Regions from separate parts of the Homo sapiens genome. Here region 1 is linked to region 2. The links are chromatin contacts, found by Hi-C or POLR2A ChIA-PET in ENCODE. All regions are on one chromosome and are shown on one strand. Each heading gives the region's core, a stretch centred on a gene start or an enhancer-like site at or near the end of the contact. The rest is flanking DNA. Distances are from core to core; before and after follow the strand shown.

Evidence for each region. Hi-C counts contacts between places; a loop is a spot of excess contacts on that map. ChIA-PET counts read pairs that join two places held with the same protein, here RNA polymerase II (POLR2A). Pooled maps may share reads with other maps.
Region 1: a map of pancreas shows a loop between it and region 2 (2.7-fold over the local background). The contact joins the promoter of PROX1-AS1 here to the enhancer-like site in region 2. A Hi-C loop is called at or near these places in 1 of 168 maps with a recorded cell type or tissue (pancreas) and 1 of 50 pooled maps. POLR2A ChIA-PET finds 5 or more read pairs at or near these places in 1 of 52 experiments (HepG2).

The regions. Positions count from the first base shown.
Region 1 is chr1:213,983,390-213,987,953 of GRCh38, forward strand. It overlaps PROX1-AS1 (PROX1 antisense RNA 1), which reads right to left and starts at 2,764. Exons shown (of 6, transcript NR_037850.2): 1 at 2,680-2,764. It also overlaps a transcript of PROX1 not described here. RefSeq lists enhancers at 64-750, 751-1,436.
Region 2 is chr1:213,584,290-213,588,634 of GRCh38, forward strand. It overlaps a transcript of RPS6KC1 not described here. Among named protein-coding and RNA genes, the nearest start is that of LINC00538, 340 kb to the right of the region's middle. Within about 2 kb of position 1,287, at least 2 of the 41 ENCODE cell types and tissues checked have a DNase peak (open chromatin) inside an H3K27ac peak, as active enhancers do.

The DNA of each region.
Region 1 (4,564 bases), core at 1,514-4,013, 400 kb after region 2:
GGCCACACATCCGAAAGGGACTCCCTGCGAGCGGGATCGAGCGCTTAAAACCCTGCCACAGCTTGGAAGTGTAGCGGTGCCCAGAGGCTTTGCGTAACTTTGCCCACTGCGCCCCCGCGTGCAAAGGTGTCCCCTTCACACTCACACCCTCACCCCATCTCACTCCCCTTGAGTTGCGGCCCGAGACTGCCTTTGTACTTAAGCGACAGCAAAAGATATGTGGATTTGAACCAAAGATGGTGGGCAAGAGTGTTGTAAATTGTGTAAATTCCACTCGCGGGAACCCCCAGATACGTAGGGAGAGCACCCCTTTCTCGCCGAAGGCATCCCCTCCGTTTCTCTCAGCCTTTGGGTTTCCAGCTTCTTCGCTACTATGGACTGAAGAAGACAAAGCACAGCCAAATCAATGTTTTGGGTGTTTTTGTTTTTGTTTGGTTTTTTTAAATCACGGCCTCTCCAAATGCTAACCCTCAAAACGATGGGTGGGGTTGGAGAAAGGCAAGTTATGTCAGGGAGCACCCCTCGGAAGGCGCGCGCGCGGCCTGGCCGGTTCCTCGCCGGGCTCTGGGCAGCCGGGCGGAGTGGCTAGATTATGTAAGTAGCAGCCCTCCATGTGCTCACCACCATCTGTTAATATCTTGGTATTGGAAAGTTCGGTGCCTGAGGCAAAGCCAGGGTTGGCGGCGAAGAGCTCCCAGCCTACACTTCACTACTCCAGGGCAGGGAATGTACTTCCCTTTGATTGTTTTCGCCCACTTCCATAAAATCAAGTAGTAGTGTGTCCCTTCAATCACTGACAACCTCCTCATCCCCGCGGGTGTGTCTTTGTGGGCGAAGAGTGATTTTCTTCGAGGTCAACTTATTGTAATTAGCCCTTTCGATGAAATTATATTTTCATGACAATTCTGCGCTCCTTAAAGCAATGTGGCAGACTCTTATTTGGGAGTGGGTTCTTTATCATTTTAAAAATTACTTTCTTTCTGCCAGCACCCCTGGATCCAAATTCTTGTAAGGGTTATATTTCAACTTCTTTGGAGTGATTGGCTTCTGTTTACTTTGAAAGCTGTTGGTTAAACAAACATCACTCAGGAGGCTTCTAAGCAGTGGGGTTCCCAGGAGAGAAAACGCTGCAGCTGCTACTTGCTACTGATCTTGTGGCATTTCACTTCCCCCCCATTCAGAACAAATCCAGGTTGGGCTTGGCGTCACACTGAGCACAGGAGATGAGAGTGAGAGGCCGTCAGTCAGTTTTGCCTCTAGAAAGCTTGCAGCAGGCAGGCCTGCACCCTGGGGTTGGTTTTCCTCTCTTCCCTTCTTCAGGGTGCTGATAGTGATGGTGGTAGTGGTGGCGGTGGTGGTGGTGGTAGCGGTGGGTGGCTGACCTGGAAGTCCTTAGGCACCCTTTTCCAAAATCCACGTCCACTTTTGCCTCTCAACTGAATCTGGTTGTAATTCTCAGAATTGGTTTGTTTAGGATCTGATAACAGTTGTTTGTAAGGTTTTAAATTACTTATACACACTGTCTTCCCTCCTGCCCCCACCTAACAGCTTTAAGAAAGAACAGGAGGCGTGAGCATACACCGAGCAAATGTCAAGGCGAAGTGTATTTAACCCAGAACCAGATGCATGGGTGATAACTGCGAGTTTGTCTAAGAACACACAGATCACCCTTCAGATAAATAAGTAAATGCAACCTGCACGGATAGAGTGTGTTACAAGACCGGTCAGAACTTGCGTTAACTTCTAAGTTACTGGGGTTGTGTTGGAAGTGGGGCGGAGGGAGGAGTTGTCTTAACCCTAGGCTTGGCGGCTGGTTTCAGAGATGGAGCCAATATCTAGGCGACTCCTTGTCTCCAGGCTTCTCCCCTATCAGAAAACAAAGCGGGAGTCGCCCGAGATAGGGGGCTCGGGCCTCAAGTCTTGTCCAGGGCAGCCCGAGACCCAGGAGAATGCCGCAGCTCTAGCAAGAGAGGTTGCCAGGAGCCTGGCCTGTACGCCTCCCCGACAGTAGAGGACAGGACACGGGACAGGGCTGCGCCGAGGCAGCTCACGGAGCTGGGCTGCGAACCGATCTCGCTCGCCTAGCGTGGCGCGCGCTCCTATTTCAAGTCGCCGCTCCTGCGCCCTAATGCGGGCTGCGAACCGCCGCGGCAGAGCGTCGCGAGCCGGGAGCCTCTGCCGCCGAGGCTGGGGGTGGGAGAGCTTCCTTGTTCGGCAAGCGGGTTACCCCGACTTCGACTCAGGCCTGCTTTTGCCCACGGCGTGACACAGGACTTACTGGGGTTCTCAGGGAACTTTTCCCGCCGCCAGTTCCCGGGCGTGGTGTGTGCAAAACGTGCATTCAAGCGCTATGTGCAATTGACACAAACTTGTGGGCTAAAGTGCAAGCCATTTTTTTCGCGTTTGAATCTTTTTCTCTGTCCCTGACTCCTTTCTTCCCCCTACTCCCCCCTCCTCCTTCTCTGCTCTCCGCCCTTTTAAATGTCAAACTGAGCAGATGGTTTTAAGGTGTGGAAAGGTATATAGCCCTTACTCCTACCAGTTTATTTGTGGGCTGGCGCTAACTTATATGTACAAACCAAGATTCTTAAAGAAAACTAGTAGGACGAAAAATAAGAAAGAAAGTAGCTTTGATCCATTCTCAGATCCCAAGTTTCCCCGCTCAATACACCCGCTTACCTCGAAGGGACCCAACCAATAGAAGCATTATTCCGTCCTGTATCTAATGGGCATGTTGATTATTTCTGCTCCCAGCCTCAACTGTCACATCCCGGTTAGAACACCTGATACAACAGTCAATAGTTGGAGGTGTGAGTGGTGCGTGTGCGCTCCTCTGTGTTGCTTCCGTGATAGACGCGTGGGGGGAGTGTGTGGGGGCGGCAAAAGGGGAAAGAAGAAGGCTGGGGATGCTCCCGCAATCTCTTTTCTTATCGCCGACACCTAACCTGACCGACCTAATTTTTTTTCTCCTTTTCACTGTTTGAAATTCGTGCCAAAAGTTTCCTGCCGGGATAGACTCGGACATACTAACATCGCTATTCTTATTCAAAGGGAGGGCTTAATATCCTCTTTACGGTTTGGTGAATTTGAGGCTGAAATTGTAAATTCCCTAGGAAGGAGTGTGTGTGTGTGTGTGTCGCAGAAGACATTGGTAGTGTTTGGCCAGTGTACTTGTAACACACCTCATAAATACCCTGTTGTCACGACACAGCATGATTCAACCTTTGATCTGATTAAATTTGAGGGACACACGAAGACTACTTGTCCTCCTCCTACTTACAAAAATGAGTGTCTAATAGACTATGTATGAATGTTTCTGCTTCGCAGCTCTTGCAAGTCCCAGCTTTTATAGGATCTTTAGGTCATAAACGCGGCTGCTTTATTAAAAGCCGTTTACTGTGCCCGGTGAAAGGGACGTTCTAGCTGCGGCTGAGGCTCGCTTGCATTTGTAACTTGCAAAGCCCAAGGAGATCTTTAAGAGCCACATTATCTAAAGAAATTTTGCTGGTTATTTTTCAAGCAAGAAATGTCAAACCAAAGTAAATTTTCTAGGGCTTTATTTTAGAGCCTGCGATTTATGCGTTTGAAATTTCTTGCCTAATAAACTTTAAAGTTTGTTGCCCAGGCGTCAAAACTGTGTAAATCCTGTATTGAACAGCTATCTTTGGTCTTTCTGGGGCGAGTGAATTAGTGAAGGGTAATCGCCAGATGTTTGCAACATATATATTTTTAAAGGCTGCTTTACCTACAATCCAACTAATGTCAGAGGTAACCAAGGGTAAATATTCCTCTTCCTGATAATTTGGACTGGAGATAAACTGGGACTCAGCCAATGTTGATCTTCGTCTAATAACAGATGCAGCGGACCCGATGTGAAACCTCTGGCACCTATTATTTTAATACCAAACCTACCTGTATTTTATTGTCCACCTCCCCTTTAAAAGGAACCAAGGGTGACACGTATCCTTGACACTACCTATGATCGTTTAAAAAGTGGAATGATTTGCAGATCCCCCCCTCCCTCCTCCTATGCCACCCCCACCCCTAAAACCCCCACTTTTTCTCCCGTATACTTTTCCGTGCCTTCCTCCACCCAAGTCGGAGGAGCGCTCACTCGCTCGGCCACTCGGCGAACTCGATCAGCTGTATCTGGGAAATGAAAAAAGAAAAAGAAAAAAAAAAAAAAAGACCTGCGTCCTGGAAGAGCTAGTGTGAGCCGGGCGCCGCTCGCGCCGTCTCCCGCTTTGCATAGTGCCCGCAGATGGCTCGCTCCGGCCCAGGCGCGGCGATCCAGTCGTCCCGAAGCTGTGGCAGGGTGGGGGTGGGGGTGGGGGCCGGGGATGGAGGCCGGGGAGGGGGAGCGCAGGGCCCCTCTCCCCTCCTCTCTTCCCAGCCCCTCACCCCCACCCCTTTTATATTTTTTTTTCCTCCCAAGTTCTCTTGCCTTGCTATCCCCCCTTGAATCCGAAGGCGCCTCGCGATTGGGTGCTGGGGCCGGGTACGTCAGATAGACTGTGACGTGCAGTCTTCCTGTTTCCTTCAGCTGTGTCTTAAAGTAAATCTT
Region 2 (4,345 bases), core at 37-2,536:
GCATGAAAATGGACTAATACACATCATTAACAAGCACCACAGAGGCTGTGGATGCTGGCAGTCCCTAGAACACTCTTTGAGAAACTGCTATGTGGTTCACCAGATTTTCCAGAGAAAATCCCCTCAAATAGGGACATCTGGTATTCTAACAGAGAAATGGCTGCAGTTAACAAATGCCAACATCTGGCTTGTCCAGCTGTTTCTATATCACCATTATCTATGGATGCTCTGGTGCAGAGAAAAATGACACCGAATGGTAGATAATTTTCAAATCTTCCTGAAGTGACTTTGAAATGCATGTTTATCCTCATTTCTTCCCTAATATTATGCTCTAGGAATTTATGTTAGGAAAAGAGAGAGGCTACGTTTTGAGAAGAAAACTCAGGAATTGCAGGGAAACTGTTTAATTTCCTTCACTGCTTAATTTTTTCAGGACACCAACTGCATGCTTTGAGAAGATGAATGGTTCTTAGGTGTTTTATGCATAAGAATCTTCCAGGGCATGTGTTAATATGGAGCTTGGGAGGTGGGTCCCCCAGAAAACTACAAACCACACTTTGAGAAACACTGAAATAAACCACTGTTTCTGAGTCTCTCCAGGGCAAAAGGCAATGGTTGACTGGTGGGTTCCAAATCTTTATAGACAAACAGAAAGTGGGTATTTTTTTACTCATAGTTTTCTTAGTATTAGGGCATGTGAGTAAGAAACTGGGACATACATTCAGACCTGAACTTGAACTTCAGCTGCATCACTTGCTGTGTAACCTTGGGCTAATTCTGTAATACCCTAAGCCTCAGTTGCCTCATCTGTAAAATGGCAATTGTAACATCCACTTCATTTACCCTCCTTAATTTTCAAGGCTGTTGAGGTTAATTGAGAGCCTACCCAGAGCCTGGCATATAGCTAGCGCTCAGTGAATGTCAGGTGATAACAGCAGTGCTACCTGCTCTCATTCCCTAGCCCCATGTTGGTCTGTGGCTGTGGATGGTGAATCCTCATCACACAGACTTTCCCTCTGCAGAGCCCAGGGCTCCGGGGATGCATGGGGTCAGCCTTTCTCCCCCTGAGAAAGGACTGCTTGCTGAAATATTTATTCCACACCCTCCTCCCCTGCTCCCAGGAGAATGAAAAGTGTTCCACCCCCATATCCCACAAGTCCTCAGCCCATTTCTCCAGTGAGCCAGAGCTTATTGCTACTTGTCACTTCTTATCTGATCTCCAAATAACACAAAAGCAACTCCTGCCCAGTCTGAAGTCCTGATCCCAAGTGACCTTCAGCACCTGGGTGTGAATGTGTGAGAACAGCCCAGGCAGGTGCAAGGAATCTGTATTTTCCCAGCTCTGCCTCAATCCCTGGATGGAGTCCCACCTCTATGCTGCCACCTCTGGGGACCTCACACAGCTGGGTGAATGGGGTGTCTCTCCTCCTGAGGCCTCCCTACTCCAGGAGACTGTCTGCCATGGAGATGGCAGCACAATCTCCTGGTCTCTCTACCGAGACACATGGCACGGCTTAACACATGGCATGGTATGGCAAAGGGTCCCATGCAAACAAAGACTGGGTGCCCAGGATGATCTTCAGATAAGGGCCCAGGAGCTGTGTTTTCTCAGGGCTTCTCAGCTTCAAGTGGAGAGGGGATATGCTGGATTGAGAGCAAGGGGTCCCACCATCAGAATATGACTCCACCTTTCCCTATCCTGTTCCCCCCAGATACCAGCCCTCAGGTTTCTTTCTTGACAGTCACATCTGGCCTCTCCAGGAGACCAATCTTTCTTTGCGATTCTTTGCTCCCTCTCTGAAGTGCATTTCCCTCCCCTCCCCTCCCGTTTGCCATCCATGGTGACCTTGGCATGTCTGCCAACACTCAACATTGTGAGGCTTTATAAACCTCATATCTCAGAAGGGACTGACATTACATTACAAGAGGATCTGTAAACCTCCCCGGGATGACTGATGTCTTTTTTAAACAACAGACCAAGACTTCATTTAAATTAGTAACATGGAGATTAGAGGCACTCTCTCAGCCCCTGGCTCGGCCACACCGCAACGCTGGGAATATCAGTCATATGAAAGCTGTGAAGTTTGAGATGGAAATAAATCTGGGAGCCTGTAAAAACTGTCAGCAGGTCAGGGAAGTTTATGAACTCTTGCTGTATCTAATCATAAATCATCAGAATAAGCTAAAACTGAGAAGAAAAATGTCCTCTTTTGTAATCTAATGCTGTCTGTTAGGGCAATAAAACTTAAATGAAATGCATGCATTGCAATTTTTAGCTGATACTTTACATTATTAGCAAAGTGAAGAAAGAGACTCCAACTTAAAAGAGTGAGACAGATGAGGAGAAGGGCACCAATCCTTCTAAAGCTCCAGGCTCTTCATCCTCTGGCTTTGTGATCTTTCCTCCCCTCCCACCTCCTTTGGCCTCAAAACAAGGAAGTAGGTGATATGGATCCCAGGGACTTTGGTGCTAAGTGACAGGCAGTGAGTGTGTCCTGGGGGTGACCCTGAGATTGGTCACATGGTCCAGTCTCTGCTCCCAGCAGGGGTTCCCACACTGGCCTTATTGACCCACTTCACATTCCCACACTTTTGGGCTGTAGAAGAAGGAAGGTGTGTGCCAGCCAGGCTCAGGTCTCCAAGCTTTCTTGTTCTCGTTAGCCTGGTCATGTGCCCTAATCCCCCACGCAAGTCACCTTCGGGGGTGACTCACTTCCAAGTGAGGGTTTTTGGAGACTCCTCTGTATCCCTGGAAACCTTCAGCAATAACTCATCTATTCCGCACCTTTCACCCATGATCTGCAATGTTTGATGTTGAGGTTTACATTTTACCTTTATGCTTTCCAGGACCTGCCCAGGGATTGACAGAGCCCGAAGCAGGCATGGAAGTTGGGTGAGGAACAGGGTTGTTTCATCTGTGTCCACTATTTATTGAGTGCTAGATCTGCGGTGGGGGCCAGAGACCCAAAGGGAAACAAATCAATGCTCTATCAAGGGTGGGGATAGAGGGGAAGGCAGGGCAGCCCTATATTTCTGCCTTAAAAACCAATGGTGGCATCCAGCTTGCTGTAGCCTCTTGTTGGTCTTTCTAAACACTGGGAAAGTATGAAAGGCTGGAGATGGAGTGGGGCAAGAGGCACAGAGATGCCTGGGAAGATACCTTCAAGAAGATGAAGGGTTTTCATTGGGTAGATGGTGAGCTGCTATCATCCATATCTGCAGATAACTCTCCAAGAGGAATGGGCCTAACCTAATGCTTTGGATATTGTAGGCATTGGAGTGTTTGATACATAAAAAATGAAATAATTAAATGGATTTAAGGTAAAGCAGCTGAGATTTTGATTAGCTCCAGAGTAAACTTCCTAATTTTTGAGATATTCAAACATTGGAATAAGGGGACCCAGGGAGCCTGAGAATATTATCCCTGAAGATCATCCAGAAAATATTAAATGACCATTTGCACGGGATTCGACATCCTCCTGCAAGAAGGCAAAATTCTGAGCCAGCAAATCTCTAGAAATCCCACTGAGTGTTATCTCCCCACCCTCAACTCAGCCAAATTGGAGGGTAGAAAATCCTTCTCCAACCACATGGTGTCTTTGTCCAATCCTGTTGCTGTAACAAAATACTTAAGTGTGGGTTTAGAAACAATAGAAATTTATTGTTCACAGTTTTGGAGGCTGGGAAGTCCAAGATCAAGGCACTGGTGGATTTGGCATCTGCTGAGGGCCTGTTCCTCATAGATGGCCCTTTGTCTTCACGTGGTAGAAGGGGCCAATAAGCTCCCTCAGGCCTCTTTGTTTTGAGACAGGGTCTCTCTCTCTCACCCAGACTGGAGTACGGTGGCACAGTCATAGCTCACCACAGCCTCAACCTCCCGGGCTCAAGTGATCCTGCTACCTCAACCTCCTAGAGTAGCTGGGACTACAGGCCTCTTTTATCACGGCACTAATCCCACTCATGAGAGTAGAGTCCTCATGACCTAATCACCCCCTAAAACCTCTGTCTTTTTTTTTTTTTTTTGAGATGGAGTCTCACTTGTTGCCCAGGCTGGAGTGCAGTGGCGCAATCTCAGCTCACTGCACTCCAAGCTATGCCTCCTGGGTTCACACCATTTTCCTGCCTCAGCCTCCTGAGTGGCTGGGATTACAGGTGCCCACCACCACACCCAGCTAATTTTTTTGTATTTTTAGTCGAGACGGGGTTTCACTATGTTAGCCAGGATGGTCTTGATCTCCTGACCTTGTGATCTGCCCTCCTCAGCCTCCCAAAGTGGTGGGATTACAGGCGTGAGACACCATGCCCGGCCTCTGTCTCTTAATACTATTGCATTGGATCTTAGGTT